Regions from separate parts of the Mus musculus genome. Here region 2 is linked to region 1. The links are chromatin contacts, found by Hi-C or POLR2A ChIA-PET in ENCODE. All regions are on one chromosome and are shown on one strand. Each heading gives the region's core, a stretch centred on a gene start or an enhancer-like site at or near the end of the contact. The rest is flanking DNA. Distances are from core to core; before and after follow the strand shown.

What was found. Hi-C counts contacts between places; a loop is a spot of excess contacts on that map. ChIA-PET counts read pairs that join two places held with the same protein, here RNA polymerase II (POLR2A).
Region 2: a loop to region 1 is called in a map of heart, with 3 times the contacts of the local background. The contact joins the promoter of Wars here to the promoter of Slc25a29 in region 1. A Hi-C loop is called at or near these places in 6 of 37 maps with a recorded cell type or tissue (T-helper 2 cell, gastrocnemius and heart). POLR2A ChIA-PET finds 5 or more read pairs at or near these places in 3 of 5 experiments (Patski and embryonic stem cell).

The regions. Positions count from the first base shown.
Region 1 is chr12:108,833,370-108,837,148 of GRCm38, reverse strand. It overlaps Slc25a29 (solute carrier family 25 (mitochondrial carrier, palmitoylcarnitine transporter), member 29), which reads left to right and starts at 1,273. Exons shown (of 4, transcript NM_181328.3): 1 at 1,273-1,497. The coding sequence starts at 1,464. It overlaps Mir345 (microRNA 345), which reads right to left and starts at 176; the gene lies at 81-176.
Region 2 is chr12:108,892,480-108,895,917 of GRCm38, reverse strand. It overlaps Wars (tryptophanyl-tRNA synthetase), which reads left to right and starts at 1,744. Exons shown (of 10, transcript NM_001164314.1): 1 at 1,744-1,849. Wdr25 (WD repeat domain 25) reads right to left here and starts at 1,646. Exons shown (of 7, transcript NM_177602.3): 1 at 1,605-1,646.

The sequences.
Region 1 (3,779 bases), core at 24-2,523:
CTACAATCACCCCAGTTCCAGTGTGTACTTCCTTCTTCCTCTTACCACCTGCCTTTAGAAGGCATCCAGATGACTCAAAGCCTGTGGAGATCAAACCCAGGTCTCCAGACCCCTAGTTCAGGGCCCAGTAGCCACCACAAGCACTGGACTAGGGGTCAGCAGGCCTGGACTTGGGTGTCGGCTTCACGAAGGGTCCATTCAATTCCAAGGATAAACACCACCTCTCAAACAACACTGGGGTCCCTGGTCTCAGAGCTGCCCCTCCATCAGATCTGCCATCCCACAACTCCGCGCCCAGTTTAGGGAGGGGAGAGGCAAGAGCAGAGTTCGAGTAACCACAGGAGTCTGTTACTCCACTCTCAGCTTAAAAGAAAGTCACGACCAGCAGAGGCCCGGTAAGTGATGGCTGTATCCATCACTTGGACTTGCTTCCAGACTCCTTGCTGTTGTAGATATTACCAGCAACTGGGGGGGTGGGGGGCGGCGCGTCGGGTTCTTAGCCCACCTCAACTTTAATGCTCTCCAAGCCTGGAATATCTGCTTGCTCCTTGTCCTGCACCTAGCTCACCCTGTCCCAAGGCCCAGAGCTGCAGTCAGATGCCCGCGCCCCTGATCTGGCCTGCTGGCGGCTCCCAGGAACACGTCGGGCTTGGCGGCACCCTTCCATCCTCAGGCCCCATCCACAGGCCCCTTCTGTTTGAAAACGTTTCTACGTCCTTCAAACTCAAGTCCCTGTCTCTGCCTGGGTGCACTGGGTCCTCAGTACTCCTGCGCGTTCGCTTAAGAAGATCCGGGGCCTCAGAGGCCCCTCCAAGTGGGCGGTCGTTCTCGAACTTTCCCAGCAAGCTGAGTCCAAGACCAAAGTAGGCCTTGGGAGAGTCGCGGCGTTCCACGTGTGCACTCGCCACTGTGTCCTCTTGACACAGGCAAGGACGATGAGGTTGAGCAGGAGAGTCGCATCCAAATACCGTGAGGGGTCCGAGGATTGAAGCAGATCGAGCGCCGCCCTTCGGACCGTGCGGTTGGGAGGTTCTGGGCTCCAGTGTGCAGTGTGCCCACCGCACTGCCCCTTCCTTGCGCCGTGCGGGCGGGCCCGAGAAGCACAGTCTTTGTCTACTGAGCCGGGAGGCACCCCCGCCCGCCGCGCCCGAGGCCACACCTTCCAGGCGCGCCCAGCCAATGAGACTTGGCGGCGGCACCCGGAGCACGGGGTGTGTCCGTGCCTCGCTTACCGATTGGTTGCGCTCTGCCCCCGCGGGGGCTGAGGCCGACGGGGCGGTGCGAGCGGTGCGAGGTGAGGCCCGGCAAGCTGGACGCCAGGGGAGTGCTTTTCTAGGAGTCGCCATCCAGTCGCCTCCCCGACCCGGCTGCGCGCCCGGAGGCCAGATAGCAGGAGTCGCGACGGCCAACCGCGGGCCGGGCCCGAGGAGTAGTAAGACACAGCCGGCTCGCCGGGCCGGGCCATGGCGCTCGACTTCCTGGCTGGATGCGCCGGAGGTAAGGAGATGACCGGCATGCCAGGCGGGCGTTCTGGCTGGTACGCGGCGACAGGTGTCTTCTTGACCCTTCCGTGCGCACTGAGTGCAAGGTCTGGGGATCCTGGCAGCACCGCGGCTTGGCCGGAGGCAGGGACAGAACAGAAGGATGCGGGCGCGCAGCCTACTGATCCCTTCCCGCAGCTGTCTGAGCGAGGCTGGTGACACCGCGCGACCTCCTAGAAGGCTGGCCCGACCCCAGGCGCCCAGCACTTCCCATGCATTGCTTTAAGCTGCTGGAGGGCTCAGGAGAGGAGGAGGCGGTCCACCGGGTGGTCAAATAAATGGTCATGTCAACCTGACTGAAGAGCGCTCGAAGCTGAGAGCAGGCTAGGTCTGCCCATGACACTACCGTGCGGACCTGTTGAACGTTTAGTGCCTTTCCTTTTGCCTAGAGGATTAGTTTATTTACTAAGTATTAAATAGAGCCTGGTTTAGCCGCTGGGATTCCAGGTGAATCGACTGAGGTGGTAGTGGTCTGGCTGGTTATATGTTCAGCTCTGAGGCCCAGACCTGGCTCCTCATCCACCTGTCCTGCTGTCTTCATCCTTCATAGCCCTACCCGGAAAGGTCTCTCCTGGAACAGTGATAGGCTGGAGTTGGCCTTAGGTGCTTAATCCGTGCTTGCTTCTTCCTGGATGGAGAACATTGCTGTCTGGCAGAATGCCTTCCCTGAGCAGTGACGTACCCTCTAGGTGCTTGAGAACCACCAGACTGTCACCAAGTCTTTCTTCTGTAAGCTGTGGGAAGGCCACAGAGATTTCCACAAGCAGGTGGAGAATTAGAGACCCAGAAAGAGCCCCATGCTAGCCCCAGCTGTAACAGGGCAGGTGAGGGCATCTTCAATGGCCAGGACTCCTGCCGTGGCCAAGACCCCCTTGTACTGCAGTTTCCCCAGGGCCAGAGTTACCTCCATTTGTAGCCTGGGATATACAGTTGATCTGGGGAGCATATATTCACCCTGAGGCCAGGCTTGCATAGAGACTTTGAGCACCCCCACTGTCCCACAAGCCCATGGGCACTTGCTCAAGTAGGCCCTCCCTGCCTGGGATACCCATCTGTCTTCAACCAGCCTGTCTCAGGGTGGTCATGTGCCCTGTCTCCAGCCTGGTCTGCATTCTCACCCAGGGTGTGTAGAGAGTGCCCAACTACGTGAAGTCAAGCACTGACTTCATGCACGTCTGAGGTTTCAGCTGAATAGAGGTGGAGGTCACCAACAGAGTAAGATTCATCATCTAGTAAGGAAAGAAATGGGGCGTGGAGTGGGAAACACACACTTAGCCTCTCTGATTTGGTAGGGCAGCTGCGGGGCAGACAACAGTCTGCTTGTGCCCCAGGCTTGCCTTCCAGGTTCCCAGCTCTGCTCAGTGCATGCTGTCAGACAAGCTTCAAGACACGTGGGGATTGGGCCTTCTAATGTATCCGCTTGGTTCCTTCTGGCTTTGGTCCTTTCTCTCTGAAGGACAGGATGATGGTGCGGCCTCTTTCTAGAGGAAGAACATACCATGGGTGTGCCTGCATGGCCCAGGACACATCCTATCCTGCTTTTAAACTCTCTGAAAGAATGGCAAGCACCCTGACTTGACTGGTTTCTGGTAGAAAGCTGTCTGGTAGAAGGATGGGAATACCTGTGGTCTCTCCCTGTTGTGAGGGAACGGGTCTCAAATGTGGAGGCCACAATAGCCCCTTGGTTCTGGATAGGGCATGGGTCAATGTGACAAAAATGCCAGATCACTAGGTAGTGTCTACGAGGAGAGGACAGACCTGTCACCACTCTCAGACCTGTGCTGCCGGCTCCTCTTCCTGTCCTCGGATAATCAAGGTGTGTGAGCTGCCCTGTCTATGGTCAGTGGCTTTGGAGTTGGGAGATGGGTTCCTTTCTGTTGGTGTGACCCATCTCAGTGGTGGGTGAGGCAGGGCTACCTGGCTCTCAAAGAGACTGTAGGTCAAAAGGACATGGGTAGGAGGAAGTGGGAATGCCAGCCCAGGCCTGCCAGCTTTGAAACCCCTTGGGGCTTCCCAACAGAAGGGATGGGTAAGAGGCTGCATGGTCTCTGCAGTGTTTTGGAAGTGGCAGACTGTTGTTGCTGGCACCTGTGAGCAGCTGCTCACAGCTGGGCTCTGACCTCAGTGGGAAAGGAGGAAGGCTAACAGGGCAAACCCAGATGGCCAGCATACCAGCCATGGGCGCTCGGCTTTCTAGTGCCCTAAGAGATCCAGACTAACCTGAGAAAAGTTGTTCCA
Region 2 (3,438 bases), core at 495-2,994, 58 kb before region 1:
ACCTCCCTAGCCCATTACAAGTACTCACTATGTAAGCCAGGCTGGTCTTAGTCCAGTCTTCCTGCCTCAGCCTTCAGAGTGCTGGCATTACAAGTATATATCACCATGTCAGATCACACACTGGGCTCCAAAATTCCACTCAAAGCCTTCCACATCTGTCCCCTAATGGCATTATTTGCCCTAAGAATCCCACTGCCATACAAGTCTGCTCATCATCCAATGCCTGTAGCTATCATTCCTACCAGCAGCTGAATCCAGGCAGGTAACAATGTCCACATTTAGAAACATCTTCGAAAAAGGACTTCTAAAACCAGCTTTCCACTCTCCAACCAAACTAAGATCCCACTAGAGACTAACCACACAGAGATAGACCCATGCTCTGCAAATAATTTGATCTCTACATATTCAGCAGGGAGTTGAGGCCAATCTCCTGGTTCCTCAAATGAAACCCATCTGATTCCCACCACCATACTATATAGAGCTCGGTCACAGCCTGGGTTTTAAGCTACACGGTTATCTGCAGGGTAGACTCACAAAAGAGGCCTATAGCAGATCTGAGGACAGTGTGGCTCATCAGCTCCACAGGGGATAGAAAATGAACGACAGCAAGGGACTGGACACCAGATGCACCACACATAGATTTCATTCTCTCACTCAACATCTGCCACAGTAGGCAAAACAGTAAATGATGTCCTTCATTCATCACACTCCCAAGCCATAGAAAGACAAAAACATCCCTGACTCGTGAGCCAGACGATGTCGTGGACTTGTGAACTCAAAAGGAAAAGGATACAGGGTAGCTGGGCCCAAGACTGCATCTTTTTCTGGAGCTGAGACAGGTCTCAGAGAGACTACACCAGTGTGACGCTCTGAAGAGGTTGAGGGAACTAAGGTGTTCACAATACTGTGACTAAAACAGAACCAATACCAATGAAGAGGAGTCAAGGGTGAGTCAAGAAAACATATATGAAGGGAGACGGCTGAGAGAGATGCACACCGTTTAGGAGATGATGGTAGCCATCTTGTACCCAAGTCCAAAAAATGCCATGAGAAAGGGGGGGGGGGGGAGGTGAAACCAAGAGGAAGAGGCTAAATGGGGGAAAAAGAGGACTGAGGACTGAAGTCGAATACTGAAAAGCTAAAGGGAGCACGGATACATGGGGCAGGGTGTCCTGTGTGCTTAGCTCACTGTCCAAGAAGCCTCAATCTGGATGAATTTGCAGACAGCAAGGTGATGGGGCAGGGAACTGGGAAAGTTAAAGACAGAATTTTCCCGTTCAACACACGGGTCCTAGTTTCCTACTCTGTGTTAGGCACTATGATAGATCTGATGTGGGTAGAAATTCACACGGATCTTGCCCCAGAGGCCATGGATACAGGATGGGAAACAAAAAACAGACACGGGTTTTGAAGGATGAGTAAGTTAGCCAAGCTGTCAACACTAATGGGTAAAGAGTTCAGAGCACAGCACTCTAGGAATGAACGGGAAGAACAGGAAGGCAAGCGGCGAGCTGAGCCCGGCGCTAAGAAGCGAGAAGCATGCGGCCGCCACATCCCGGCCCCCTCCCTCCCGGGCCCGCCGCTCACCACACACACACACACACGGAAGCTCTTGGTCCACCCCTACAACGGTCCGGCCAGCACTCGGGCCGCCCAGTCGCGTTCCACCACGACGCCAGCAATTTCAGCCAATCGGAGATGGTCTCTGCCCTCCTCTGCCTGGACAGCCAATAGCGGCATGCCGAGACCGGAAGTTATTCCAGCCGGCTGGTGTTTCCACGGACGCCCAAGAGGTACCGGTGGCTGAACTTGGGGGTGCTGACTGGTGGGGCCGAAGTGGGGGCCGCCGGTAAGTGAGGAGGGGGTGGTCACTGCGCCGGGAGCGAGGGAGGGATGCCGAGGTGGCGCCGGGGCCTTCGGTTGACGCCCCGGCGCCGCGCCCCGAGGATCCAGCTCGGAACCGGGCTGTCTGTTCTCTGGGCACCTGTACCACGAGGGACCGGGAGGCTGCGGCGGCGCCGCCCACCCAGCCTGTCATCGTTTCCCACCGCCTGGGCTTTGCCCTGTAGGATCTCTTTGCCCTGTACGAAGTGTTTGTAAAGCCCCTGGTGCCCGTTTCACAGATGAGGAATCCTAAAGAGAAGCAGAGAAGGAACGCTACTTGCCCACGGTTTTATGATAGCACACCAAGCTCTATGTCCAACATTAAAAGCCTATCTTTCCGCTGCAGTGCACAACTTCAGAGCAAGGCTGCTTCGGGAAGGCAGTGATGTACAAAGCGATATGCCCGTCCTATTTGTCGCTACACTACACACAATTGCAATGATGCTGTGGGGGCGGGAAAGGAAGAGGGTGGGGAGGTCATATGGCGGTCAACCTGAAGAAAGGGACAGCTGATGCAATGCAATGACAAGTAGCTCCGGGCTCTTGAGAGTTTGGTTGGCCTCAGCCGCCTCCTCCCACGGCCCAAGTAGCTAGCCAGTGGCTGGACTTGCTCTTGAAGAAAGCTGGGCAAATGGCTCAAATGCTTTTGGGAACCTGAGTGATTTCTAGGAAACCCCTCAGTAAGTGAAACTGAAAGGGTGTGGCAAAGCAGATAAGAAAAACAATAGTCTCTTCTAAAAAAAAAAGAAAAAAAAAAAGAAACAAACAAAGAAACTGAAAGGGGAAGAGGAGAGTATTAAAGACCTCCACCCTGGCTGGGCAGTCTCATATGTTCAGCTGTCCAGCTTGAGCACCCTTGGACTACACAGCCAGGGTACGTATTGCCTTCTCTGCTAGGCTAGCAGCGTGTTTTCTGTTGTTGCAGTGGTTTGGTTTGGGTCACCTACCTCATATGAGAGCATTGAAGACTTGAGGAGGGTGTGTGTCTGGATTGGGATGTTGTGCATGTATTTCATCTAGTTGACTCAGGTTCAGGTGATGCCCTGGTTTTGAGTAGATGTGGTGGGTGCCCAGTGACCTGTTTGCATTCAGAGCTTGCCCTTCAGCATCTTCAAAGCTCCGGTTGATCTGGCCTCCTTAAGTGGTCAGTGTCTGAATACGTTGACATTCTTATTGTGACAACAGAGTCTGTAATGTCTGTCTTTGTAAATTAGTGTCTTTCTCTTTTAAGGTAGTATTCATAGGGCTCGGCTTGTAGTTCAACTGTTAAAAGGCTAACTTGGCATGTTCCAGGCTCTGGGTTCAATCTCCAATGCCTTTAGTTGGGAAAATAACCTTTCATTAACTAGACCACCATCATCTATCCCCAAGTTTTGTCTTCTGCGATCATGTCAATCTGCAACTATTGTTATCTACTCTTTGAGACTACAGTTCCAAGGTATCTAGAAAGTTTCCTAGGCCACCTTCTTTCCAAGCTGCCCCTAAAATCGTGTTGCTTTCTTCCCTCAGGCTGCAGAGACTGTGTGTCTTCCCTGTGATGGTTTCCTTATGGTC